7 separate regions of the Homo sapiens genome follow, and regions 2, 3, 4, 5, 6 and 7 are each linked to region 1. A link is a loop called in an ENCODE intact Hi-C map of the cell type or tissue named here. Cell type or tissue: PC-3. All regions are shown on one strand. Region 1 holds the start of LOC124901788 (a long non-coding RNA gene). Region 2 overlaps LOC105375602 (a long non-coding RNA gene). Region 3 has its middle 64 kb from the start of SHH. Region 4 has its middle 240 kb from the start of SHH. Region 5 has its middle 2.5 kb from the start of SHH. Region 6 has its middle 84 kb from the start of SHH. Region 7 has its middle 32 kb from the start of SHH.

What was found. Peaks named below come from ENCODE experiments on the same cell type or tissue, not always from the same donor. Only the 100,000 strongest peaks of a DNase experiment are listed, where the experiment ranks them.
Region 2: it touches region 1 in a loop (13-fold over the local background); 3 of 110 quality-filtered maps call a loop at or near these places.
Region 3: it touches region 1 in a loop (3-fold over the local background); 5 of 110 quality-filtered maps call a loop at or near these places.
Region 4: it touches region 1 in a loop (10-fold over the local background); 2 of 110 quality-filtered maps call a loop at or near these places.
Region 5: a loop joins it to region 1, with 5 times the contacts of the local background. A loop is called at or near these places in 9 of 110 quality-filtered maps.
Region 6: a loop joins it to region 1, with 5 times the contacts of the local background. A loop is called at or near these places in 2 of 110 quality-filtered maps.
Region 7: a loop joins it to region 1, with 5 times the contacts of the local background. A loop is called at or near these places in 2 of 110 quality-filtered maps.

What each region holds. Positions count from the first base shown.
Region 1 is chr7:155,950,104-155,954,103 of GRCh38, reverse strand. LOC124901788 (a long non-coding RNA gene) reads right to left here and starts at 2,819. Exons shown (of 2, transcript XR_007060613.1): 1 at 1,696-2,819. RefSeq lists enhancers at 809-1,309, 1,695-2,894. In PC-3, no CTCF peak of the experiment used is centred here; DNase peaks (open chromatin) are centred at 2,303 and 2,483; H3K4me3 peaks cover 1,531 bases; H3K27ac peaks cover 2,867 bases.
Region 2 is chr7:156,155,482-156,159,481 of GRCh38, reverse strand. LOC105375602 (a long non-coding RNA gene) reads right to left here. Exons shown (of 3, transcript XR_928249.4): 3 at 1,315-1,381. Among named protein-coding and RNA genes, the nearest start is that of SHH, 350 kb to the right of the region's middle. In PC-3, CTCF peaks have their summits at 2,247 and 2,448 (motif pointing right); a DNase peak (open chromatin) is centred at 2,481.
Region 3 is chr7:155,874,517-155,878,516 of GRCh38, reverse strand. No RefSeq gene overlaps it. Among named protein-coding and RNA genes, the nearest start is that of SHH, 64 kb to the right of the region's middle. In PC-3, no CTCF peak of the experiment used is centred here; no DNase peak of the experiment used is centred here; H3K27ac peaks cover 336 bases.
Region 4 is chr7:156,053,216-156,057,215 of GRCh38, reverse strand. No RefSeq gene overlaps it. Among named protein-coding and RNA genes, the nearest start is that of SHH, 240 kb to the right of the region's middle. RefSeq lists a silencer at 2,186-4,000. In PC-3, a CTCF peak has its summit at 1,552; a DNase peak (open chromatin) is centred at 1,605.
Region 5 is chr7:155,812,980-155,816,979 of GRCh38, reverse strand. No RefSeq gene overlaps it. Among named protein-coding and RNA genes, the nearest start is that of SHH, 2.5 kb to the right of the region's middle. RefSeq lists enhancers at 774-1,275, 1,574-2,217. In PC-3, a CTCF peak has its summit at 1,526; a DNase peak (open chromatin) is centred at 1,529; H3K27me3 peaks cover 607 bases.
Region 6 is chr7:155,894,870-155,898,869 of GRCh38, reverse strand. No RefSeq gene overlaps it. Among named protein-coding and RNA genes, the nearest start is that of SHH, 84 kb to the right of the region's middle. In PC-3, no CTCF peak of the experiment used is centred here; a DNase peak (open chromatin) is centred at 2,169; H3K4me3 peaks cover 309 bases; H3K27ac peaks cover 466 bases.
Region 7 is chr7:155,842,210-155,846,209 of GRCh38, reverse strand. No RefSeq gene overlaps it. Among named protein-coding and RNA genes, the nearest start is that of SHH, 32 kb to the right of the region's middle. RefSeq lists a silencer at 285-432. In PC-3, a CTCF peak has its summit at 1,950; a DNase peak (open chromatin) is centred at 1,829; H3K27ac peaks cover 374 bases.

The DNA of each region.
Region 1 (4,000 bases):
TGCCCTTGGCCCCACCTAGGCTCAGCCCCTACCCATCTCAGCCACAGGGGCAACCCTTGTGCAGGTGGAGCCCAATGGCCTCCCCCACTGCCCCAACAGAGCTGCTCGTGCAGCCATCAGCAACGCAGCTCCCACTGCTGAGAACAGCCGCCTGCTAAAGACCTCGGAAAAGCCAGAGGAAAAATGCAGGCAGACAGGAACCGAGGCAGCCGGGCAGCTGGGCAGACCTGGGCAGAGTGGGCGGTGACGCTGCAGTGGCACAGGAGGGCCTCTTGTGTGTCCCCCCAACCATCCAACGTGCTCTGCTCATTGCCCCTGCAGACAGGACAGGACCTGCTCGGGCCCCACTCATGCACAGCAGGCTCTTCCTTGGAGCCATCCTCCCCGGGCTCTCGGGGGTTCCTCTCAGCCTCCCTGGGAGCTCCTTCCAGCTCATTGGTGGCTTCTCTGTCACGCTGGCGAGCACTGCATCCCCCACCCCTGGCAGGGCTCCCTTTTCTCCTCTCTCCCTGACATCTCCCTACCACCCACTACCATGGCTTCAGTCTCCACCCATTGCCTTCTCCTAAACTTATGTCCCTTTCTTTTCTTTCTTTCTTCTTCTGTTTTTTTTTAGACAGTTTTGCTCTTGTCACCCAGGCTGGAGTGCAGTGGCGTGATCTCGGCCCCCGCAGCCTCCAGCTCCCAAGTTCAAGCGATTCTCCTGCCTCAGCCTCCAGTGTAGCTGGGATTACAGGTGTCCACCACCACCCCCGGCTAATCTTTGTATTTTTGGTAGAGAAGGGGTTTCACCATGTTGGCCAGGCTGGTTTCAAACTCCTGACCCTCGGGTGATCCACCCATCTCGGCCTCCCAAAGTGCTGGGATTACAGGCGTGAGCCACCGCGCCCAGTCTAAACTTATTTTCAACCCAAATCTTTCCCCCGGGCCCCACTGTGTATTCCCAGGTACCTTCCTATTGAATATCTCCAACCAATTACCCCTTAGACTCATCCAACTTCATCTACCCGAGATGGAGCCCACCCATTCTATGCACCCACATCTGACATGGCTCTCCCTCCCCTGCCTTCTGCACCAGGAGATGCCTGCTCATCCCAAGCCGCTCATGCCGGGACAGGATGTCCTCTCACCACTTTCTCTCACGTGCCCTCACATCCAAGCCCTGTCCCACTCGCGCCAGGCCACATCTGCAGCAAATCCACTTCTCTGCAACATGGTGCTCCAGCCCCAGCCACATCCTTGCTTCCTACCAGGCCACACCAGCTGCCTCCCCGCTGTCTCCCCACCGCTGGGCTTCCCCTGCACCCACGTTATATTTAATACAAGAGCCAGGTGTTCTTTCCAACACCAAAACCAGGTGAGTTTACTGGCTGAGCCCTTCCTGGTCTGTCGCGGACGTGGTCCAGGACTCCCTCCCCACTGTGTTTCTCCCCTCCTGGGCTCCTTACTCACTAAGCCCCCACACCTGGCCCAGGGCAGGCACCGTTAGCAGAGCTGAAGGCTCAGCTTGTGGGCTTGGGGGCTGGCTCAGAAAAGGCAACGTGAGCACACCCACATCTTTGCCTATTTCAGAAGAGGAATTCAGGGCTTTGCAGCCTAAAGCCATCAGACCCAAGAGGACATCCACAGGGATTCTTATCCTTGAAGACGCAGAAGCCCCACCTCATCGCTTGAGGCAGTGAAGGGGAAACCCACCTGCCAGGCACCTGCAGGCTTCCGCTGGCCCCCTTCACTCCCCTCTCCATCCAGTAGTCTTGAGTTCTAAGGATCCTCACAGGTCATAGCTCCAAGCACTCAAGAGAATGGAGGTGTGGGGATCCCAGGCAAAGAAACCACCTGGTGTCACTGAGAGAAGCAGAGGAGGTGGGCAGGGGCCCGGAGTCCCAGACGAACAGACAACCGCGAGGATGTGGGGTCTGAGTGCTCTCCTCATGATCAAACACACTAAACTGTCACCAGAAGACTCCATTCTTAGGCCTGGCTGTGTCACCAACCAGCCAGGTCACTAGGCAGGTCTCCCTGCCCCTCTGGACACAGCTGCCTCTCCTGGCAGAGCTGTGGGTCGAGTTGGAAGCTCACACGGCCCCTTTTGGCTCTGACACTCCACTGTCTGTGAGTCACTCTGGGTTCCGGTGGTTTGTCACTGGGGCTCACAGGGAAACCAAAGAAAGAACAATCGCAGCCCAGGGTAGCGAGTTCATGGGCGCCGGGTCCAGGGCTTGCGTAAGGAGGCCCAGTGACCTTCAGCACCGCGGTGACTCAAGGCGGTACTTTTCCACTGCTGGCAGGCACAAGCCCTCTAACGTGTGGCACCGGCACCTGCATTAAAACAATGTTTTGATGATGTTGCAGGGCTTAGATCCACCCTCAAACATGAAAACAAATAAGAGTCCGGGCCTGATGTTGTCGGAGCAATTCCCTGGATTCCTTGTCGAGTCGAGTCCTGCACGGAGGGACGGTCAGGGCTCGCTGGTTACCCGGCCTTGAGTCACCAGCAGCCTTCTCCCAGAGCCTCTGATTCATGGGCATGTTATTTGGGGAAAGAGTCACAAAGCCATCACCGGCTCCTTCCTCTTGTTCCTCCCAGCTCCACACTTGGCCATCACGGAGTGTTTTTGTTTCGCTGCAGTAATCCAGATAAGCCCTAATTGTTTTCGGATATCCCAAATGAGAGGCATTAAACCATCAGAATTTTCTGCATTCAATGTGTAGGACTAAGTGGCAATTCCTTACAGAATGGGCTTAGGTTCCAGATTCATCTGAAAACAAAACACTTCTAGCTCTGACCCCTGCGGAACAATAAAATCATGTTTTCAGTGTTCCCCTAGGGCCTGGCCAGATCCTCAGGTATCCTCAAAGAATCTGTCCTCCACATCATTTCTGCTCCTGAAGTCGGGGCAGACGGGTTCACCAGCCAACATCCTCTACCGAATCCTGGTTGACCAGCACACTTTTCCTCCCACTGTTTGTAGGTAGAACTTTCCTAGGCCACGCTCACTCTGCTGGCCGTGGACTATGCTCTTTGATGGCAAGGGCAGTCACGTGAGCGTGATGCACGGGGCCTCTGCCATCAGACCCCCCTGTTCCAACCCTGGTGCCCCTGTTCTGCCTGAGGTCAGCAAAATGGGGCACTCACGAATCCTACTTTAGAGGGTTTTCTTCTGAGTACTTAGTGAGTATTCATGTAGAGAAATTAGCCCAGCTCCTTCCCCACAAGGACCTTAACAATCCTGTCCATGATTGTCATCCAGGACAAACTGCTGCTTACTTATAACCAGAAGAGTTAGAACTCGTTCTGAACCTCCTGAGGCCAAACTGCCACAAAATTCCAAACAAATAAAATGTGAATGAATATTTGAAGACAGGGTCTTGGAAGCCCGACTCTTTAAGAGCTTGCTTTTAAGTGAAATATGTACACACACACACACACAAAGTGGAGAGAGGGGGTAAAGCAAAGATGTCCTTGAAACTTAAATCATGCGGCTTTTCCGTCCAAGAAAAACACAGGTCTTCCCTTGACATTTGGAGGCAGTTCCTTGTCTCTATTCCCCCACCCTCTTCTCTGGCATTTCTTTGAGAATAGACTGAAGAAAGGGGCTGTAATGCAGCTATAAATCCAGGTTGTATGCATTAGTAGTATTTGGAGCAGGGGGGATCTCGAGAGAAAGAATCCTGCAGAACTGTGGGCCCAGATGAATAAAAATGTCTTTCTAACTGTTTGGCTACCAAACCAAATAGAAATTAAATGTTCACCCTCCCAGATCTTCCACTTTACTTCGAGAAGCTTTTTGTTGCTCCTGTTTTGGAACCCACCACATTACGTTCAAATGGCACACAAGTGGGTCCCACTCATCGAATACCGTGACCCTGTGTATTCACTGAAGGTCAGCTTCACATAACTCCGAAATAGCAACACCGAAAATCTGAAATGATGGCATCTGAGTTATTTTATATCAAAAGTTACACTTCTTCTTGGAATTGAAGGGGAAAACATCAATAG
Region 2 (4,000 bases), 210 kb before region 1:
ACATGCACAGGCAGCCTGCTCCGCTTCCCCAGAGAGTCTAACCAAATGATCCATCCCCATGCTGCAGGAGTGGCCGCTTGGCCCACACACCTGGGAAGAAGAGCTGTAGCCTCCTGGAGAACCTGCCTGTCGGAACCAGGCAGCGCCTGAGTTCCGTCCTCCCAGGGGCCCGCCATCTCTCCTGAGCACCCCAGCCAAGGGCAGGGTGAGGCAGCCAGCTGATCCCCTCGGTAGGCTCGCTGATAGCATCTAGAGGGCTTGCTTTTCCAATGTTAATAAGCGGTTGCTACAGGTAATCAGCAGTCACCTGATGATATTCAAGGCTTATTTCAAAGCCACATGCAGGGTTGTTGTTGTTTGGGGTTGTTCAAAATCATTCAAACAGCCCAAATCGTACTAATCCCATTCTTATCTGGTGATCAAATAGAAGCCGACTCGGTGATTGGAAAAGCAACTGGACACAGTCAGCTTGGAGAGGGGTGCTCCTGCACGCTGGGGGCCTGGAAAGATGAGGGGATCTAGGGAGGCCGGGCCGAGGCCTGGCTCCGCCTCACCTGACACTCAGCCTTAGACAATGACACAGGTATTTTATGCCCCATCCTGACATTTGCTCCCCCTACACTAACACACAGAAATGATCGTGAGGAACATTCCCCCCAACACGTCAAGGCCACTGTCCTTGCCAGTCCAGGGCTCCAATACCCCAACGTATAGTCCATTAAAGCCTCCCCAGGGCAGAAACAATTAATGATCTAATGATTAATGATGGCATTGCACATAGGAAACGCTGAACACATTGTGTGTTTGAAAGAATAGGTGAACAGATAAACAAAGGTGCAAACGAATTCCTACTGTCTGGGGCCCGAGGCGAGAAGACAGAAGGCTGCAGGCCAGGATGGAGGCTGCGTCTGGGTCGGGACTAGGCTCTCACTCCTGGCATTTCTGCCCACACTCTCCTGTCTCCTGACAATCTCAGAAACACAGACATGAATATAGAGACCTCCATGGACCAGCAACGACAACATGGGCTGGCCCTGGAGGGGTCCCCCTGTGTCATCAGGGATACCCACTGGGGACTCTGCCTGCGAGGCCAGGCATCTCCAGGTGGCATTGTGTTCTTGTTGGAGACGCACATCTAGAGAGGGAAGCAGTGGCTGCACCCAGTCAGCACTGTGGCCACCAGAATAATGCAGAGATATGTAGACACGTGTGACACCTACTATTGCTGTGGATTTTGCAAAAAAAAAAAATGTATTTTTCTTCTATAGAAAATCCCATCTTCCCTTGTCGTGGATAACTCAGGGTTCCTGAAGCGGGAAATGCCTCAAGAGAACATGCTCTTGGATCACGCTGTTTCTGCCTCTAATCTTGTCCTCAGGTACTGCAGACAGATAGAAACAAAGTGGTTTTGCCCAAGAACCCATGCTTGGTGACCTGACCTAGAGCCCAGCTCCCTCGTCTCTGCCGGGTGGGGCAGGAGTTGAGTGCCTCATGAGGCTCTTCTGCCATTTTGCGAGATCTCCCATCTCCTGTCACACACAATGAGCCCCTCCAACCATAATACACTTCCAAAGAGGCAGGCCACCTTCACCTCCCCCCCTCGGCACCTCCACCCTTGCACAAGCCATTTGCCTGTCATCTCAGTAAACTCTGCTGCCCTGGCCTCCACCAGTCCCTCATTCCAAATGCCAGAGCCCTGGGTCGCCAGCTTGCTCAGGAATTTCTCAGGTGATGCAGAGAACAGTGAGTCCTGGAAGTCAACCAGCTGAGAACTTGCTGCTCACCGTCTCCTCCTGAGACAGAGGAAGGGGTAGCTGTACTTGGAGGTTGCCCCACAAGCCGTCCCCACGGGCATTTGCTCACCTGAGTACACAGGTGCTCTTCCCAAGGGCCCCACCACAGCCTCCAGACCTCCCCCAGGACACCCTGTGGCATCCGGCTCTCCAGAGGCTGCCTCCTTGCACAGCGATGCCTTTGACTGTGCCCGGTGGTCTCCCTCCATCCCGCTCTCCCCTTCCGTCTTTGCTCACACTCCTGCCCGGCTTGCAGCAGAGCCCGGTTCCTCAGGTAACATCTTCCTTTCTGTGCTCTTCTCCTGCCCCAGCCGCACCTGCCTGGCTTTCCCCTTCTGCGTGCTGGTAGCATCCAGGTCCCACACGGGATGCCAGCAGTGCTCGCCGGGCGGCTGGAGGTGCCAGGGTGGTCATTCATTGCCACGTAATCATTGCTCACCTATCTAAGGGAACACGCACTCCCCTGCTCCTCTTGGCATTGTCCCCACTCCTCCCTAGCGCCCACCTCTGTATCACTATGGGCCAGTGAACCAGTGGCACCGAGATGTGGCCAGGGGCTCATCTCTGGAGTGGGAGGTGGGTTGCAGGCCACGTTATGCCTTAGCCTCTGGGCTAAGGCCCTGCAAATCCTCCGAGGAAATGAAAATATCCCGTGGGGCCGGAAGGGGGAGCTCATTAGGCCGTGATCTGCCAGTAAGTGACCAAATGAATTCGTCAGCCCAGCCCTGGCAGAGGCAAGATCCCTGAGGCATAGGCGGGGGAGGGGAGTGGAATCAGGACAACTCCAGGTGGAGGGGGCCTGGGAAGAAGGAGTGAGTTGGCAGCAGAGCTGGGCAGTGGGGGGCAGCGAGAGAGCATTGGATCCCCAGCCAGGAGCCCACCTGGGAGGAGAGAGGAGACAGAGGCGAGCCGTGCACCCCAGGGTGGCCACAACCAGCCTGGAGCTTGGGAGCAAATTGCTTTGCAGTGAGCCCAAATTAAAGCATCCATTATAGTTTCTGCTCTCAAGAAATCAGTTGATTTCCCCTCTGTTTAATCAATCAGAGACATCCACAAATGGCAATCTACGGGCCTCTCTGTGTCTAGCTCCTGTCTGGCTCTCTGCCCGGCACTCATCTGCATCCTAATCCAAGCAATTCACCCTCCTCCTCACGGCCCAGCTCAGATCTCAGGACCATTGTTCATCTCTCAGCCATTCTCAGGCCACAGGCAACAGCAGACTCAGATGTTTCTCGTCCCCACACCTCCATTTAACCAGCTTCGGCATGGCTGCCCCTGGAAGGTGAAGGCCATGGAGACATAGAAGGAAGGAGTGTGGAAACAACCTCTCTCTGTCTCCACAGCACACACATATCACAGCCAGGGGCCTGGGAACACGCCCAGGTCAGTCCCACGTAATCCAGCCCTGCAACTACACACATGCATTGTGTCTGCACCTGACCGTGTCCACACCTGTACTATGTTCAACCTGCATGGTGCCAAAACCTACACTGTGTCTACACCTGCCCTGTGTCCAGAATGCACTGCATTCACACCACACTGTGGCCACCCTGTACGGTCTATACTTGCATTGTGTTGACACCTGTACTGGGTCTACACCTGCGCCATGTCTACATCTGCACTGTGTCCACACCTGGACTATGTCTATACCCACACCTGTGAGGTTCTCACTTGTCCTACGCCTACACCTGCACCGTGTCCACACCTGTGACATCCCCACTTGTTCTACGTCTACACCCGCACCACGTCCACACCTGTGACGTCCCCACTTGTTCTATGTCTACACCCGCATTGTGTCCACACCTGTGACGTCCCCACTTGTTCTACGTCTACACCCGCACCACGTCCACACCTGTGACGTCCCCACTTGTTCTACGTCTACACCCGCACCACGTCCACACCTGTGACGTCCCCACTTGTTCTACGTCTACACCCGCACCACGTCCACACCTGTGACGTCCCCACTTGTTCTATGTCTACACCCGCACCACTTTTTTTTTTTTTTTTTTTTTTTTTTTTTTTTTTTTTTTTTCTACGTCTACACCCGCACCACGTCCACACCTGTGACGTCCCCACTTGTTCTACGTCTACACCCGCACCACGTCCACACCTGTGACGTCCCCACTTGTTCTACGTCTACACCCGCACCACGTCCACACCTGTGACGTCCCCACTTGTTCTACGTCTACACCCGCACCACGTCCACA
Region 3 (4,000 bases), 76 kb after region 1:
CACACACTCAGAGCCCCTCTTCCACAGAGAGGCTGACTCCACCCCTGCCCCTCACCTCCTGGCATGAGCTCCACCCCTGCCCTGCACCTCTTGGTGAGAGGCGAGGAATGATGCTCAGCCGGTTCCAGTCTTCTGGGGCGCTGCTGGTCCCCGCACCAAGGGCTCCCCACAGCAGGGTGAGAACACATCTGAACAGTTCTTCTCCAGCCTGGGTGTGCGTCATGTAGGCCTAAAGAACGAACGGGTCTCGTGTGTCCAGCTGTCCTCTTAGACCATTTACTGTCTCCATTTCAGTCCACAGAGTTCCTCGTTGAGTCTCATGATGCTCCTTTCTCCCCACTGATTATAAAAGTAATACAAGCTCATTGGACAAAGTTTGGAAGACACAGAGGTCACTTTTTTTTTTTTTTTTTTTTTGAGATGGAGTCTCGCTCTGTCGCCCAGGCTGGAGTGCAGTGGCGCGATCTGGGCTCACTGCAAGCTCCACCTCCCGGGTTCAAGCAATTATCCTGCCTCAGCCTCCCAAGTAGCTGGACTTACAGGCATGCGCCACCACGCTCAGCTAATTTTTGTATTTTTAGTAGAGACAGGGTTTCGCCTTATTGGCCAGGATGGTCTCAATCTCTTGACCTTGTGATACACCCGCCTTGGCCTCCCAAGGTGCTAGGATTACAGGCGTGAGCCACCTCGCCCAGCCAGAAAGGTCACTTTCAATCACCCTTCACCTCATCATCTAGAACTAAATAATGACTACGTTATGGACTTGATATATATATAAAAGATTTATCTTACAACATGGGGTTTGCACAATTTCTTATGAGCAACATCCTTCTTTCCCGTATCAACACATTATGCAAATTTTCCAACTCATTAGATCATCTTCAAAATTATGGCTGTGGCATTCCACCCACGAACAGGGCTTTCCTTACTGGACAGTTTCCTATTTTAGCTGTTTGTGTTGTCTCCGTCTTTTGGTATTATATAGAGCATTGCAGTTAAAAAAAATTCTACTATGTAGCTTTTTATTATTTCTTTAGGATAAATTCCTAGGACAGGTTTATTGCTGGGTCAAATGGTTTAAACATTAAGAATCTTGATAAAAAGTCATAAAATTACTCCCAGAAAATTATACCAATTTACTCATAGCTGTATAGGCGAATGTTTGTATTACTCAACCTTTGTCAAACCTGACTGACTGTTATCTCACTGTTCTATCTCTGCCAATTTGAGCATTGAAAATTTTTTTTTTAATTTTACTGTGAATTATTTAATCACTAGTGGGGTTCAACATTTCACTTATTTTTGTTGGCCATTGGTCTTACTTTTGGTAATTGTCTGTTGACACTGTTTGCTAATTTTTCTCCCTGGATATTCAACATTGTTTTATTGATCCTTAAGAGCACTTTTATATTTAAGGTTTTTAACTCTTGGTCTGCCATACTGGAATATTTTTCCAGTACATTCTGTTTGCATTTTAACTTGAAATCTTATTTTTAATGTGCAAACATTTAATTTTAATACAGTCAAACCTAATAATGTGTGCATTTGTAGGTTTTCTTTGTTATGTTTTGAAAGGTCTTTCCCATTCTAAGATCAGATAAAAATTGCTCTGGTTTTTTCTCTCCAATTTTTTTATGGTTTTTTAAACATGGTGGTGTCTGATGGGAAGTAGACTATAACTCTTCTTTTCCAAATAGTAACCTAGTGTCCAGCACCCTTCACTCAATAGCCCATGTGAAATGTATGTTCTATCATATACTAAAGTAGTATAAAACATTTTAACATTATAAATTAATCAACATGAAATCAATTTTTTATAAAATATTTTGTTTTTCCATTTTTTGTTACGTTGATCTACCTTTCTCACACTGTTCGATTTAATATTTATTTATACTACCTGTGGTTTGGTAGAGCAAATACAACAACCAAATTTTATTTTACAAAAATTTTCATCTATTTTCACTCATTTGTTGTTTCTCCAATTTAGAATCACCTGGTCAAGTTCCAAAATTGCCCTGAAATGATTTTGGTTGGAATTACATTATGTTTTAAATTAATTATAGGAAAAGTATTACCTTGATAATATTGAGACTTCAAATCTGAGAGTATGGCAAATCTTTTCATTTAATTAAATTTTAAAACACTGTTTTGTTATACAAGTTCTTCACATTTCTAAAATTGATTCCAAGATATTTTATGTACTATAATAATTGCAGTCTTTTCTCCCCTATGTTTTCAAATCTTTTATTGCCAACGTATAGAACATCAATTGGCTAATATTTTTGTGCTATGACTAGCCAATTTAGTACAAACTCTTTCAATGGTAGCACTAGTGTTTTCAGTTTATTCTCTTGAATTTTTTAGGTAGAAAAGAAAAAGGTCTACAAATTACAATAATTTTTATCTGCCTTTTGGCAATGTATCTATTACTGCTTATGTTTTTCTTATCTTATTGCATCATTTAAAACTTATAGATCAGGGTTAAGATGGGGAAATGGGCTCTCCTGCCTTATTCTTCAGTTTAATAGGCTTCTTTTGATTGTTTTATCCTAATGTCTGATGTTAGGTTTTAGTTTAAAAGACAGAATATTTACCAAGTTAAAAAGTAATCATTTTATTCCTAATCCACTAAAAAGATTTTATCAGCATCTCCTAGAAGATCATCAAGATGAATATTTTTTCCTGTCCTTGAACCTATTGATGTGACAAATTATATTAACAGTATCCTATATTAAGCCAGTATCTCATTTCTGACATAAATCTTTATTAAAATTAAGATGTAATATTCTTTCAATATTCTGCATGATTTGATTAGGTAGCATTTTATTTACAATATAATGCATTGATAGGTATAAATGAGGATGGTTTATAATTTTTTTATACTATTTCAGCCAGGATTTACATAAGAATTTTGCTATCTTTGAAAAATGAATTCAGGACGCTTTTCATTTCACTGTTGGATATTTATACAGCACAAAAAAACTTGCCACTAAAATTGTCTGTGTCATGGAAGTACGCATTCTTGTTTTTGAGATAATTCTTTGACAACATTTAAAATGTATTCCAATGTCATCAATCTATCCATGTTTTAAACATCTTATTAGCCCAGTTTTGACCATCTTTATTTTCCCAAAAAATAATCAAATTTATCAAAACCTAAAAATTTACAAGCAGGATTTTATAATCATGTTTATTCTCATGTTTACTCTCTAAAACTTCATATTATGTTCATATCTCCTTTTCCATTTCTAATTTTATGCATTTGTATTTTCTCTTTATTATTTGACTTTTGGATGTCTTTTTTCCCCAAATAACCAATTGATAGATTTATAACCCATATGAATATTCTTCTGTTTTCTAACATAATAATTTTCACATATATCATTTTATTTTCTCTGCTTTTCTTCTTTTGTCTTTCTGCTTATTTTTTGTCTTTTTTTCCACTTCTTGAATACCTAGCATATCTATCTATGTTTTTTCCTATATGGTAATAAATGAATAATACAGCAATAATATGAATGAATAATATGGTAATGAATGAATAATAAATGTTAACTCCATATATTTTCACGAATACTGTTTTGACCACTCCTGTAATAGCTCATAAGCAGGATTCTATCGATACTAACTAAACAGCAAGTGCCATTTTGATTCTTGCTTTAATGCCACTTATTTTGTTGAATGATTCTTAATTTCCAAAAAGTTTAGGATTGGGGCTAAAACTTTTGGTCAAGGCTGACATAGCATATGAGCAGATCCGGATCTCAATAGTTGGAGGTAGATGGGAAGGCAGAGGGAATGTGAACAGAGACACGGACACGCACAGCCAAAGTGGCAAGTCACCAGAGTCCTGTGGTCCCAGCTCAGGAGGATGACACAGTCAGGACCACACAGCCAATGAACCTTTCAGGGTCTGGGCCTCCAGGCCAGTCCTAGGACACTGACTAGCACCAGAGAGGGGTGCACTCCTGTGCTCTCTCTCTCTCTCTCTCCCTCCTTT
Region 4 (4,000 bases), 100 kb before region 1:
GGCCCCTTGCTGTAGCCCTGTCTTCCTGAGCCAATCACTATGGCCGGGGGCAGGTGAATGGAGCCTCCGCCGTCGGGATCCGCAGTTCTCCCTTGGGGGTGGGAAAGTGGTTGGTGCCCCCTAGGCCTTCTCAAGGCAAAACTGGGGAGTCACTGCAGGGAAAAGAAGGCACCAATGCTGAAGAATCAACCCACAAACTGTTCATCTGGCAGGTTCAAGGGTTTTTCTATTTATGCTTTGCATAGTATTTTGAAATACTAACTTATTTTCCATTTTTGATTACCTCACTTTCCCAGTCTCCTCACCATTTCCCAAATCTGGGGAAGTGGAACCCTGTATTAGAGAGGTCCCCCAGCTCTGCAGTGACTGATCCACTTGGCTGTCCCGGAGCCCAGGGGAGGAGGGCAGGTAGCAAGTCCTGGTGGATGAGGAGGTCGGGTAAGTGTGAGTCTCAGCACAGGGGAAGCCCAGGGAGCCCCCAGCCCCGGCACCACCGAGGAAGGCAGAGCTGCTGAGCCTGACAAGATGGAACAGCCGCCTTTACCCCGACACCACCCAGGATGGCAGAGCTGCTGAGCCTGACAAGACGGAACAGCCACCTGCACCCCGGCATCCTCACCCCACACCCACACCTCTTCATCCCATCTAAGACTTTGGACCCAGTAAGGCCAGAGTTAAATTCTCTACCAGCCCAGAGTCTCTAAAAGCAACATGGTGAAGAGCATGCCATCCTGTGTGTGGACTCTGCTCCTGGCTCTGATGCCTACAAACTGGGTGACCCTGCCCCACTCACTTCAGCATGCGTACCTCAGTTTTCCCACCTGTAAGATGGTGGTAACATTAGTCTCCTCTTTATCTGTGATGGCTTAGCCTGGCACGAAGTGAGCTCTAAGGAAACGTTGGCTCTTATGGGGACTTCAATCCAAAATCAAGGTGAGCCATAGGCAGTAACACTCTGCCACGTTTCCTATAAAGTTAGGTTAGTAGACTGAGCCCCACTCACCCGCACTGTACCAAGCGATCTGGGGACCCTAAGGGCCTCAGACCCGGGAAGCCATTAGTAAGACACGTTTGCAGCGCACTCCGGAAGGGATGTCCATTTGCCCAACTTTAAGGGATGTCTTCTGTGTAAGTAATTAGAGACACCCGTGAGGGGAGATGCCTGACTTAATTAATATTTTCTTATAATTGACAAGGAAGTTTTCAGGCAGGAGGAAAAATAATAACCTTGATGTCAGAGACTGGGCTGGTGTGGCGAATGGATGCGGGTTACCCTGACTCTTAATTAAGGCAGATTTTACGGTGGGGTTGGGGCAAGCACCTCTGTGGATTCATTTAAAGTAAAATTTTGACAGGCAGGAAGAACTGAAGAGGTCTTGCAGTGCGCTCCTACAAAGCTAAAGGGGCCAGTGTGGCATTCCCGCAGGAGGAGGGGATATTCAGAGACCAGGCTGCGAGCAGCATGGACATTAGAATCAACATCTCAAGTGTTTCCAGAAAACAGCGGCTTTTAGAGGAGCTAGAAACTGCTGCCACTGAGAGTCGCCACTCACCCTTGGCCAGCACATGGGAATCCTTGCTTCTAGTCTTAGGGCAAACTTCTCTCTCTGCTACGTCCAGGATGCAATGACTAATGGCTGTGTCAGGAAAGGAGAAGTAGGAAGCAGGGAGCCCTGTTCTGCCTGGCTCCACACAGGTGAATGCAGCTGAGGAGCAGCTCCACGGCTGCCTCTGGCCATCCCTGTGGTCCAAGCAGACCACTCACTGGGGAAGCAGCAGCAATGTCTGAAGGAGGCATGGGTGCAAAGGGTATCTCTGGCTCTGTGAAGTGAGGGTAGGAGGGAAGGGGGCCTGGGGCACGACCTGGATGCTTTGACCTTTGGGCTGCCGAAAGAAGGTTGAGCGCGTGGACTTCTAGACTGGAAAGAGGGGGGACCACTAATCCTGGAGGCAGGAGCTGGGGCACAGCCACTACAACTGGCCAGAAAGGCCATGTTGACACAGGTGGGGGTGGGCCCTCACCTCTGCCACAGGTCACCATCCTTGAGTTATTTCCTGTAAGACGGCATAGAGATGGCATTTCCAGTGGTGCCCCTTACTCCACACTCCAGCTCAAGGGAACATTTTCACTGAATAATGTGTCAAGAGCCAGATTTTAAGTAAATTTCTTTCATCTTTCCTAAGTTGCGTACCCACATTAGCCTAGCAAATATATAACTGGGAAACACGCAATGTCCGTTAAAACACACACTGCTCAAACTTCATCATGCAGACATAGATACAAAATGCTCAAAATCAAAAAACCTTATGTTGTCAGATATTAAACTTATTTTGGACCTAAGATCAGGGCATTGATAAATAAATAATCCCAAGACTTTCTCCATTTTAAATAAAAAAAATTAGAAAAGGGTCTCTGCTATTTCCTCTTAACTGAAGGATTAAGAGAAAAGAAAAAAATGTATCATGAATTGGAGTAATCCAGAAGGAAGCCTTGAAGATAGAATACCTTAAGCCACATCTCCAAAACCGAGCTAAGATAGAGAACAAAAGGACATCAGGATTTGTTCTTAAAAGTAAGAGAACATGGGCCAGGCACGGTGGCTCACGCCTGTAATTCCAGCACTTTGGGAGGCCGAGGCGGGTGGATCACGAGGTCAAGAGTTTGAGACCAGCCTGGCCAATGTGGTGAAACCACGTTTCTACTAAAAATACAAAAATTAGCTGGGCATGGTGGCACACACCTGTAGTCCCAGCTACTCAGGAGGCTGAGGCAGGAGAATCGTTTGAACCCGGGAGGCAGAGGTTGCAGTGAGCCGAGATCCACCATTGCACTCCAGCCTGGGTGATGGAGTGAGACTCCATCTCAGGAAGGAAAAAAAAAAAAGTAAGAGAACATAACTTATGCCTGCTACCAAAAATACTGCTGTGTGAGTTGGAGATGGTGCTTTTGGGGTCTTGGTCACAGAACTTGCAGGAAAGGATTATTTTTCCTTTTCTTCCTTTGAAACAGTGAAGGTAAACAACCCATTGCCTTCCCACCAGCATGTTCACAAAAGGTGTGGAGTAGATGGATGAGTGGGTGGACAGATGGATGGATGGATGAATGGGTGAGTGGGTGAGTGGATGGATGGATGGATGGATGGATGGATGGATGGATGGATGAAAACACACCATCTATGCAGGAAGCTAGGCTCCAAATCTCTATGAGCTGTCTAATTATTGAGACATATGTTAAGGATAGTTCATCTTTAACTATCTTTATATATCAGTGTTCACAAACATTTTCTCAACAAGTGACAAGTGACAGGCTTTGCTGTTAAGGGGGAGTGTTTATCCAAGTCTTATGACTACATCAGGCCATAAGAACTCATTTTACAGCCCTCAGCAGATGTGCACACAAGTAAACAAGAGTTCTATCAACTCCTACCCCTACTCCATGAGTGTCTATCCCTGTACATGATTTCTACCCCTGTCCATGAATGTCTACCCCATCCATGAGTGTCCACCCCATCCATAAGTGTCCACCCCATCCATGAGTGTCCACCCCATCCATAAGTGTCCACCCCATCCATGAGTGTCCACTCCATCCATGAGTGTCCACCCCATCCATGATGTCTACCCCATCCATGATGTCTACCCCTATCCATGATGTCTACCCCTATCCATGAGTGTCCACCCCATCCATGATGTCTACCCCTATCCGTGATGTCTACCCCATCCATGAGTGTCCGCACCATCCATAAGTGTCAACCCCTACGCATGACATCTACCTTATCCATGAGTGTCCACTTATATCCATGAGGGTCCACCCCATCTGTGAGTGTGCACCCCATCTGTGAGTGTGCACCCCATCTGTGAGTGTCTACTCCTATACGTGAGGGTCCACTTCTATCCATGAGTGTCCACCCCTATTCATGGATGTCCACCCCATCCATGAGTGTCCACCCAATCCATGACTGTCCACCCCATCCATGAGTGTCCACCCCTATCCATGAGTGTC
Region 5 (4,000 bases), 140 kb after region 1:
CCCCCAGGTGAGGCCCATGTGCGCAAGGGTTTAATGCATTAACTGTCTGGGGCACCTGCCTCTTAACTAGGCTCCAAGATGGAAGCAATGATGGTCTTGTGGAAGGATCTCTAGGTAGCTGGGGTGCAAGGAGCAGCATGCAGACGCAGGGTCCCTTCCTCCCTGGGCACGAGGCCACCTGCCCACACTGTGCCTCCCTTTCCAACTCCCAAATGTAGCTTCAGGCTCCCCTGACAACGGTGCTAGAGCACTTTGAAACTGTACAGAGGCACACACCTGAGGCATTATTTAGACCTAAGAAGAGGTGTCCATTACTTAAAATGAAGACGAAGTGACTCAACAAAGGCAGGCAATGGTCTAAAGAGAGAAAATCAGCTCAAAGGCACACAGCAACATAGTTCAGGCTGCACGTTCACATCCGAGCTGATCGCCTGCCTTAGGATGTCTACTTCGACAGAGCTGGCTGTGTGATCTTTCCAGCGTCCCCAGAAACTGCAGGGTCCTCATCTCTCAGAGCCTGCAGCCTTCATGCATGTGAGCCGGGTCTCCACGGGGCTCCACGGGGCTCCACGGGGCTCCACGGGGCTTGGTGTGCAGGCGGACAGGCATGAGGGCAGGAATCCCAGTCACCAAAGTGTCTCCTGCACCCTGCTTCACAGAGTGGCCCAGGCCGGGAAGAAGCCAGGCTGCACCCACAGTCATGGGGCCTGTGGCAGCTTGGGGGTGGCCCCGTGCCCGCTGCACAGCACTACTGAGAAACGCTGCACAGTGGGCACCCAGCGTAGCTGGCTCCACATGCCAGCCATGGTCCCCCGAGGCCCTGTGTGTCTTGGCAGCTGCCTCCCAGCGGGCCTGCCCTCAGCGCTGGTGCCATGAGGATGTGGCTGCAGGAGTCCAGAGAGCCCTGCAGCCACCCCAAAGCTCCTGGGCTTTGGCACGGAGAGGACAGCATTGCCTCAATCCACCTGCAGCCAGGCCACAATCAGGGTGCTGTGCAGAGTGTGGCTGGATTTCCTGGGCTATCCAGAGCCTGAGCCCTCCAGGAAGCTGGAGACTCACATCCCCAGGGCCCGGGGATGGGGAGGACCATGGAGTTAGGGAAAGGGGGCTAAGGTGCAGAATCCCTCCCAAATTCAAAAGGCCCTGGATGCAATCACAAGAGAACTGGAGTGCAGAAGTTCCACCGGCCAAAACAGGGAAAATCCAGAAAGAAGTGGAGACTGGATGGCTGGATGGAAAGAGATTGCGTGGAATTACTATAAGGAAGAAAAATCAAAGGGGAGAAGGACATGAAAGATTAGAGGCCAACCCCAGAGACTAGAAACAGAGGCAGCACCTGGAGATGCCAGGCAGGCGGGCTCCATAACTGCAGAGCCCAGCGGGTACAAATCTGGGAAAGGAAAGAGGGGATGAGGGGGGCGCAGAAACTGCTGACGGGACCAGGGGAGGATGAACGAAGGAGGCTGCCTGGCTTCCGGGCCTCCCGACCTGGGACTGCGGGGATTTCCCAAACCGGCCAAGCCCGAGCCGAAGGCAGAGTGAGGAGGCCATCTAGCGGCAGGGGCCGGAAGGAGGGGCAGGGGCAGTGCCCAGGAGGGAGCCTGGGGGCTGGGGCAGAAGAGGAGGCAGCTTCTGTCCTCAGCAGGGATGCTGGGCAAGGGGTGGAGGTGGGGGAGGGTGGGGGAGGGAAAGCTGGAGGAAGGAGCGAGGGAGGGATGCGCGTGACCCCAAGGAAGAGAGGCAGAGCCCAGGTAGATGAATAACGGAGCCCCAGCATGTCCGGATGTCTGGCCTTGTCAGGGAGGCTGGTGTTTGGAGCCTCTGCTGGTGCGGGGAGGGGGCCAAATGGTCTGGGGGGGGGGGGGAAGGCAAAGAGATAGAGCCACCTGGCCTCTGGAGGGGAAGGCAGTGCTGGGCCGTGGGGAGCAGGTGGGATGGAAGGACAGGGAGTGAAGGGCGGGAGGGCAGAGCAGCAGCTTCTCTGGGGGGCTCAGTCAGCAGCCTGGTCTATAACTGGGATTGCTTTCTGCGCCGAGCTCCCCTCAACCCATGCAGGGGGCAGGCCCTCTGAACTTAGGCGTGGGGGCAGGCTTTCTGGCCCATCATTATTTCACTCTGGAGGATCGGCCAGTCTACAAGGGGGGCGGCCCCTGAGGTGCTCTCCAGGGTGTCTAGGGCTGTCTGGAGATGGAGGGGAGGGAGGGGGCCTCACGCCATCCCTTAGGGCAGGGAGGTTTCAGGAAATGCCCTGAGTCACCCAAGCTCAATGCCAAGCCACGTCTTCTCCCTGCGCTCTGCTAAGAGGGAGCTGACCGCACCTGGGGGCACCCCACGTCCAGCTGTGCCCACAAGGAACTCTGTGCAGCTCAGGCTTTTGCTTCCAAAAGCACACCCCACCCACCCTGCCCCTTGCAGAGGTGAGCTGTGTGCACATGCCACCTCCCGGCAGGGCTGCACACCCAATCTCTCAGGCCCCAGGGTGGCAACCCGTGTGGGGGGCCTTCTGCCTGCATTTGGAAGGGAGTAAGTAGCGGGGAAAGACAGGGGGAGGAGGAGGGACTGGGGCAAGAGGAGATGCCAAGGGTGGAAGGCAGGGCAGTCAAAAGTTTGCAAATGTCCCACTGGGCCAGGTCGCTGGTCCAGCCCAGGCACCACCCAGTGATGTGACATCCACATGCTGTGCAGGTAGACACATCAAACAGGCCGGCCTCCTCTGGAGAGAACACGGGTCCTGTTTTGTGTCTGTTTTTACTGGGAACGGGACAGGCAGCGCAGACACACCGCCTGGAGAATCCCTGGGCTCAGCTGAGCTCCAGCTCCGCTCAGTGGAGGCTGCCGGGGCCTGGTCAAGTGGACGCTGCTCCCCCACGGTGCTCTCCTCCAGGGATCACGATTCGTCACAAACCATGGAAAGGAACAAGAAAGAGAGGCGGGAAGGGGAGCCCGGGTCAACCTCCCCAAAGGCACCCAGGCCACCGAGTCTTGTTAACGCTCAGCCTCTCATGCCCAAGACAGATGTGTCCTAAGATGCTCCTCTCCTTCTCTCCCCCACCACACACACAAAAAGTTGATCTGCAAAGGGAACTTCTGGAAACTTCCATCGTTTGAGGGCTGAGCTTCACAGGGGTCCTCTCCCCCTCCACTCCAAGGGCCCGGGGTCAAGGGAGAGTGTTTAACTTCACAGGGCCACATTTGCAGCATCTGATGACTCCTCAGGGTCAGGATTTCCCCTCCACGTAAATAACCCTCACTCTCTAATCCTATGCTAGAGGAATCATTGCACATGAGTGGGATGGCGATTGAGAAGGGGAAGGGCATGATCTGTTTTTTTTTTTTTAAAAAAAAAAAGAAAAGCAGGGTTGAGAGGGAGCTTCAAATTTTATTTTCCTGGTTTACTTAGGACTTTTGAGTTTTTTTCCTTTTTCTGCAAAAAGTGAGGTGATTATAGACTCAAAGATTGCCACCTCCTGGGCACTGTGCCCTCTTTCTAGGAAGCCCCTCGTTAACCAGAACACTGTTCCCCCAGGGCCCCTGACCCCTTGGGCTGCAGCCCCTAGGACTGGTGGCTCCTGTGCCTGAAGACTGCTGGCCTGCTGAGCCCCCACACAAGGCCAGCTTTGCAAGGAGCCTGAATTCCACATTCAGCTCACCCCTGGCTCTGCACTTTGCTCTGATCGATCGTGGGGGTTGTGTGAGCACAGCTTCGCCCACTCGCCTGCCCCCCCCCCAACACCCTGCAATGGCCTCCACACACCCAGCGCACACACTGGCCCCCACTCTCTCCCCTGTGCTGGGGTGCAGCCCCCAGACCTGCTTTGCCCATCCACCCTGACGCCCGCAGTTCACTCTGTAACTGCCCTTGAGCACGCCTCCATCCCATTTGCAGAGCTCTACAAAAAAAAAAATGTATTAATTGAAGCACAATAAAAGAGCAGTATTTTTACATTTTTCTAAGGCACTTAAAGCATTTCAAATACCAGTGCTTTAAGTTATGGTCACT
Region 6 (4,000 bases), 55 kb after region 1:
AGCACTTTGGGAGGCCAAAGCAGGCCAATCACCTGAGTTTGAGACCAACCTGGCCAACATGGTGAAACCCTGTCTCTACTAAAAATACAAAAATTAGCAGGGCTGTAGTGGCACGCATCTGTAATCCCAGCTACTTAGGAGGCTGAGGAGAGAGAATCACTTGAACCTGGGAGGTGGAGGTTGCCGTAAGCCAAGATCACACCACTGCACTACAGCATGGGTAACAGAGGGAGATGCTGTCTCAAAAAAATAAATAAATAAAATAAATAAAAAATAAGAAAAACCTTGCCATTCTGGACAAAAATGTGATGGCCATTCCAGCAAAAGTTTGATTTAGTTCAACATTTCTTGAGTGGCTACTATGTGCCTGGAATCATGATAGTCACTGGTGCTACACAGGAGGTAGTTTCTATGCTTGAATCTACCAGAAGGTAAAAACTTCACTAACACTTTTCAGAAGGAAAGCAGGTATCATATTTGACACCGAGAATTTTCTGGCATTTTGAAAAAATTTAGTTGCCCAGATTGAAATTCTCTTAAGAACCAAAATACTGAAATAATCGTCGGTGTGAAACTGTCAAGGGTTGGTAAGAGAAGAACAGGGCACGGTGACCCATAAACGAGTCATCTGAATCTCAGGATGTTTTAACCCACAGATCACAACCCAAAGGTTAAAAGCCACTTTGAACGCTCGATATCTGGCCTCATCTCTCCCCGCTAATCCCTCGCCAGGAAGGTTCACGAATTCGTCTCCTACTTCAAATGCTGACCTGTTTCTGCCTGGGAGATCAGGCTTCGCCCTCTGTGATTTTCCCCAGGAGGAGCTGAAAGCACAGCAAGGGCTCCTGGTTGCAGCACGGGATCCCTGAGGCTCCCTGCAGCTGGTCCCCTGGCCCCCTGTCCAGTGTCCACAAATCCCTGGCCCCACAGCACTGACTTTGCCCTGCGTGTTTTCTGAGGCTCAGCATGCCTGCCTGGCTCTGGGAAGCAGCCTTCTCCAGCCTCCAGCAGCCCGGCAGTCCTGAGCTCTGCTGCCCTCAGCTCTCCCCCTACCTGGGTCCCAGTCCATGGTGGGGCAGGTGACTATGTTTCATCCGCCTTACAGCTTTTCCTTCAGGAACGGCCTCTTCCCAGCCTCATGAGACTCTAAGGAGTCTCTCACCCAAGGGCCTTGCTTCCCCTCCTTCAGGGATGTATCGGTGTTGACCCAGTCTGGGGCAACACAAGTCCTTCTCTGCAGGGTTTCAAATGTGGAAGGCAGAGCCTCCCTGAGCCCCTGGAATTGTAAGCTTTGAGCACCGTGGAAGTCTGCAGCTGCTATGGCCATCTTTGCTGAAAGGTGGTGAAGCCACAGCTCAGAATGAAGCCGAATACTTCTGGGAGGCCTGGAGAAGGACAGTCTTCGGGTCTGCACCTCTGGATTCAGCAATACCAAAAACACCGGCCCCCAAACTTCCCACCTACTTGAACCAATAAACTTCCTCTTGTGTTTAAACTAATTTCAGTTGGGTTTCTACCACTTGGAAGTGAGACTCCTATTAATCCACACGGCCTTGGCATAGGGACAGCCATTCTGTTCATAGACAAAGTTAATTTATTCACTGAGTTGCGGAAACTAACAGACTGACACCCACAATACAGAGGACATGGACAGAGTAGCTGTTCAGGGGATATTAACTAAATGAACAAAGCCACCTTGGAAGCACCTGCCCCTGCCTGACCAGCTGTGGTGAAGGTTCCTTCCTCCCTGGAGTGAGGTCAGCAAACCTCATCTCTAAAGGGCCAAAGAGCTCAAAGCTGAGACTTTGAGGGCCACCCAATCCCATGTGAAACACACAAGAGAAAGTCGGGCAAATCTCCAAGAAGAAAAGCCCATTATGGAGCCAAATGCAAACTGTTCTCTTCATCGTAGTAGCTAACACTTTGCATCCGCTCTTTAGCGAGAGAAGTTTATGTTGTAAACATACAGGCAGACCTCAGAGATACTGCAGGTTGAACTGAACCTGCACTATCAGAGATAAACCTGCAATATCATCTCTGAGGTCTGCCTGTATATTTATAACTTAAACTTCTGCCCGCTCTACTGCACCACAATAAAGCAAACATCACAATAAAATGAGTCATACAAACTTTCTGGTTTCCCAGTGCATATAAAAAAGTTATGTTTTAACTGTATTGTAGTCCATTAAGTGGTCAACAGCATTGTGTCTAAAAAAACCAGTGTTCATACCTTAAGCATCTGAGCTTTCAGTGAGTCATCATCTTTTTGCTGGACAAGGGTCTTGCCTCAATGTTGATGGCTGCTGACTGCTGGTGGTGGTTGCTGAAGGTTGGGGTGCCTGTGGCAATTTCTTAAAATAAGACAATGATGTTTGCCACATCAGTGGACTCTTCCTTCCATGAAAGATTTCTCTGCAACACATGATGCTGTCTGATAGCATTTTACCCACAGTAGAACTTCTTTCAAAATTGGAGTCAATCCTCTCAAACCCTTCCACTGCTTTATCAACTAAGATTTTGTAATATTCTAAATCCTTGCTGATGTTTCAACAGTGTTCACAGCATCTTTGCCAGGAGTAGACCTGATCTCAAGAAACTACTTTCTTTGCCCATCCTTAAGAAGCCACTCCTCATCCGTTCAAGTGTTATTCTGAGATTGTAGCAACTCAGTCCCATCTTCAGGCTCCACCTCTAGTTCTATTTCTCTTGCTATTTCCACCACATCTGTAGTAACTTTTTCTGCTGAAGTCCTGAACCCTCAAAGTCATCCACGAGAGTTGGAATCCACATTGTCCAAACTCCTGTGAATGTTGAGATTTTTACCTCCTCTAGTAAATTTCAAATGTTCTTCATGACACCTAGGATGGTGAATACTTTCTAGAGGGTTTTCAGTTGAGTTTGCCTAGACCCATCAGAGGAATCACTGTCTATGGCAGCTATAACCTTACGAAATGTATTTCCAAAATATAAGACTTGAAAGTCAGAATTACTCCTTGATCCATGGGCTGCAGAATGGATGTGGTGTTAGCAGGCATGAAAACATGAACTTCCTTGTACATCAATGTCAGAGCTCTTGGATGACCAGGTGCATTGTCAATGAGCAGTCATATTTTGGAAGGAATCTTTTTCTCTGAATACTAGGTCTCAATCAAGAACTTAAAATATCCAGTAAACTAGGATGTAAACAGATGTGCTGTCATCCAGGCTTTGTGGGTCCATTTATAGGGCATAGGCAGAATAGATTTAGCATAATTTTTAAGGTCCCTAGGATTTTTGGAATGCTAAATAGCATTGGATACAACTTAAAGTCACTTAAATTGCATTAACCCCTCACAAGAGAGTCAGCCTGTCCTTTGAGGCTTTGAAGCCAGGCACTGACTTCTCCTCTCCAGCTTTGAAAGTCCTAAGTGGCATCTTCTTCCAACAGAAGTCTGTTTCATCTACACTGAAAACCTGTTGTTAAGTGTAGACATCTTCATCCCTGATCTCAGCTGGATCTTCTGGAGAACTGGCTTCTTCACCTGGCACTTTCATGTTATGGAGACGGCTTCTTTCCCTACGGCTCACGAAGCAACCTCTGCCAGCTTCAAGCTTTTCTTCTGCAGCTTCCTCACCTTTCTCAGCCTTCATAGAATTGAAGAGGGTTAGGGCCTTCTCTGTGGCTGTGGCTTCAGGGAATGTTGTGGCTGGTTTGATCTTCTATCCAGATCACTCAAACTTTTTTTCATATCAGCAATAAGTCCGTGTCACTTTTTTATCATTCAGAAAAGGTCCAGCTTTTGGACTAGCTTGGCTTTTGAACTGGCGGCCTCACTAAGCTTAATCATTTCTAGATTTTGATTAAAAATGAGAGATGTAGCTGGGCACAGTGGCTCATGCCTGTAATCCCAGCACTTTAGGATGCCGAAGCAGAAGGGTCTCTTGAGCCCAGGAGTTCAAGGCTGCAGTGAGCTACAATCGTGCCACTGCATTTTAGTCTCAGTGACAGAGCACGACCTCC
Region 7 (4,000 bases), 110 kb after region 1:
TTTTTCTAAAACTACATATTACCTTTGTTGATTAAAGAAAAAAACATAAGCTTTTAAAGATTTAAAGTTAGTTTTTTTTGTTTTGTTTTGTTTTGTTTTGTTTCTTACAGAGTCTCACTCTGTCGCCCAGGCTGGAGTGCAGAGGTGCAATCTCGGCTCACTGCAAGCTCCGCCTTCTGGGTTCACGCCATCCTCCTGCCTCAGCCTCTCGAGTAGCTGGGACTATAGGTGCACGCTGCCATGCCCGGCTAATTTTTTATATTTTTAGTAGAGATGGAGTTTCACCGCCCGCCTTGGCCTCCCAAAGTGCTGAGATTACAGGCAGGAGCCACTGCACCTGGCCAAAGATTTAAAGTTAGTTTTATTAGAAGTCTTATTGAGAACTACAGCCTGAGGCCTCCAGTCGGGGAGTCCGGGAGTGGTCTTTTAGATGGGTTTTAGGAGACTACTTGAATCCAGTGTTTTGGTTTATGGTTCACATGCAGGTGGTAAAGATTGAGTATAGGTAAAATTATGTTGAAGTTCAGGTGTGAGAGCATATCTGGTTGTAGTTATAGAAGGAAAGTTATTAATTTTGTTGGACATTTTATGTATTGAGGGACAGGGCTGCAGTCCCTGGACAAACAGAGGCTATCAGGGAAAAGAATAGAGAATGTCCAACGAGCCCCGCACTGCATGTGAGGGCGACTGTTCTGAAAAGCAGGAAAATCAGGGGTGCCGGGGAGCTGTGCCCCTAGGTGAGAGTCAGGAGCCTTCATCCCCAGGGGACCGGGCTGCCAGACCCGATAAGAGATGCTGCAGGACCCGTCGGGCGCCATCATCCTCCTGTGAAAGAGCTGGTCCTGCTGAGCAGGAAGTCCGGGTCTACCCCCGGGAGCTCACGGTGAGGCACCTGGGCAAGTGGGAGGACCCCTGAGCCCCAGATTCCCGCTCACAGAAGAAATCTACTAGTAACGACCAAATAGGGATGTGGTGAAGACAACTAACCCATGCAAAGCCACGTGGAATGGCCTTTCTCTTCCCAGACCTGTGAATTGTGGACAGCCTGCATTCACTTCCAGGTTTCTAGCGGGGAAAACCCAAAAACTGGAAAACCTGGACCCCTCTCTCTCTCTGTGACCACAGATAGAAATCGGGAGGTGAGGAAGGGAAGCAGGTGTCTGGACCCAGGACCCTCACCTGGCTTAAGTGCAGGTGTGCATCTGCCTTACACAGGAGGGGCTTCCTCTGAGACATGGGCTCCAGATGCTGCCTTGGGGACAGGCAGGGCCCCACCAGGAAGACAGGCCTCCAATTCCAGGGAGAGAGAGTTCTTGCCCGGAGAGCCCCAAAGGTAACCTGACCATTCTGTCCAGGGTTCAGGAGACTTGCATTACCCAAGGAGCTGTCCCAGGCCATGGGCGGAGAGGGGCAAGGAGGGGACGGGGAGTGATGTGCTCGGGCTGGGGCATGGGGAGGACGGGCCGCTAGGAAGAGCAGAATGGCGACCTCAGCGGGGAAACATCCCCAGTGCCTACGGAGAGATAGGAAAAGGCCCAAGCAGGTTCCATGCCCTCGTGGAGCTCGGGGGCGCTGAAGTCCCAGCTGCCCGGGATCTTCCATGGAAGCACGTCTGGAGGTTTGCCCGAACTCTTGGTGCATGTTCTGAGTCTCTGCCACTGTCAGGTCCCTGGGTCTTCGACACAGACCCATGTTAGGGCAGCTTTGGTTTAGTAACTTCCTCCAGAGATTCTCAGAGTCAGAAAGTGGAGAAACTGGAATTGGGCCCCGCTCATGTTCTTCCAAGCCATGCCGCCTCCCAACGCCCTTCCGGCTCCAGTTCAAGAGCGGGGGAGGGGGACCCGGAGGGAACACCCAGGAACGCTGTGGTTAATCATTGCTGGGCTCCTGGGGCCGTCCAGAGCTCTTAAGGAAGTGGCCTGAGGATGCCGCCAGCTCGAGGGAGGCCCCTAGCTGGACATCAGAGACATTTTTCATCCACAGGCAGGCGGCGGGGGTGCAGTCCTCATGCCGGCCAGGGATCAGGTCTCAGGGTAAGGAGGGCAAGGCCTGTGGGGTGAGGGGGCGATGGCCTGCCCAGGACCCCAGCTACACAGGGCCTGGCCTGCCAGAAGTCAGGGCCAGCCACTCTTCATGGAGTTCCCCACCCAGCACCCCAGAAGTCACCTGAGAGTCCCCATAAGGTGGCCAGCACCACTCAGCAGGGCTAAGCCCACCACATGAGTGCCGGGCTCACGTCCCCCAGGCTTTCTGAGTTGAGGAATAAGCACTGACCACACGCAGGGGCAGCCCGTCCCCCATGTCCTTCTGTGGACCTGACCCCTTGCCAGCTGGCCTGGGTGCAGTGTGGGTTGGCCGACACTGCTCGTCCACACTCTGACCCCAGGGGACGCTTGCCCCATTCTGGATGCTTTCTCTCATCCCTTCCCGGTCTCTTTTCTTGGGAAAATGTCCAGCAGGTGCTGATGGAGCACATCAGTTGAGTTCATCCTACTCATGTCCCCCCCAGGAACCCCACAGCCCTGGCCTAGGCCAGCAGGCCCCGCAGACACCAGGCCCCGCGGACACCAGGCCCTGCAGGTGCCAGCCTCTCCATGCCCCCACACCACAGGCCTCGGGTCCACAGACAGTTGCTGAGAAGTGAAACTTCCCTAACCTGAAAATCTGAAATCTGAGATACTCAAGAATCGGAAATTTTCCGAGCACCGTCACAAGGCCACGAGCAGAAAATTCCACGCACAGCTCGAAACTCAGGCGCACAACACACACTTGCTGCAGCGTCCCTGAGGGGAGACACGTTACCTGTTACCTTCAGGCTGCGTATAGACAGCGCATATGAAACATAAATGAATTTTGGGTTTCGACTTGGGTGCCATCCCCAAGATATCCCTTATGCAAATATGCCAAAATCCAAAACAGTCGGAAATCCAAATCACTGCAGCCCCAAGCATTTGGATAAGGGAGACTCAACCTGTGCTAAGCGGCTGAGTTCTAAGCATGAGGACCTTGCCAGGGGGCAGGCCTGGTCCCCGCCCTTGAGAACAGGGGTGTCTCATGGGCTTACCGTCCGTAAGTGTAAAACAGAGCCTATGCCAAAACAAAACAAAACAAAACAACTCACAGACGCGCCCCTGAACGCTGAGGACACCAAGGTCAGCCCCTACTCTGCCCTGACCTGCTATGTCTGCAGCTCCCAGACCTGAGACGTGGATGAAGGTAAGCTGGGCCCAGCCGCTTCTTGGGGTCTCCGTGAAGATTTCCTCTGGGGAATCTCGAACAGTTTCACTTGAAGGACATCTCATGTGTGTCACTGTTGTCTCCTGGATACATTTGTAGGCAATGGCTCCATGAGGGACAGAGGGTCCTGGCCTGGTGTCCTCGGTCCTCCCTGGTCAGTGAGTCTGGGATGTGTTTCTTTGGCCCGTTCTGCACGGAAAGGAGCCCTCACCTGAGGCCCTGAACTCCCTCTTCACTCCCTGCTTCTGGCATCTCCTTTGCCCTGGCCTGCCCCCATCTCAGTGCTGACCACCCTTCCATGAAGTTCCTGTCCTAGCCCCCGCAGGACGTCACTCCTCCTGCCCTGGGCCCCGAAAGCCCTCGCGCTTGTTGTTGATGTTACACAAATCAGCGTTTGGTGCACGCAGTCTTTACTCCTGAAGGAGGAGCTAAGCTCTGTGTGGGCCAAAACAAAGAAATGACTTTTTTTTTTTCTTTTTGAGACAGGGTCTCACTCTGTCACCCAGGCTGGAGTGCAGTGGTGCGATCTCAGCTCACTGCAACCTCCGCCTCCCGGGTTCAAGCAATTATCCAGCCTCAGCCTCCTGAGTAGCTGGGATTACAGGCACACGCCACCACACCCGGCTAATTTTTATATTTTTAATAGAGACGGATTTCACAATGTTGGTCAGGCTGGTCTCAAATTCCTGACCTCGTGATCTGCCCACCTCAGCCTCCCAAAGTGCTAGGATTATAGGGGTGAGCCACCGCTCCCGGCCCTACT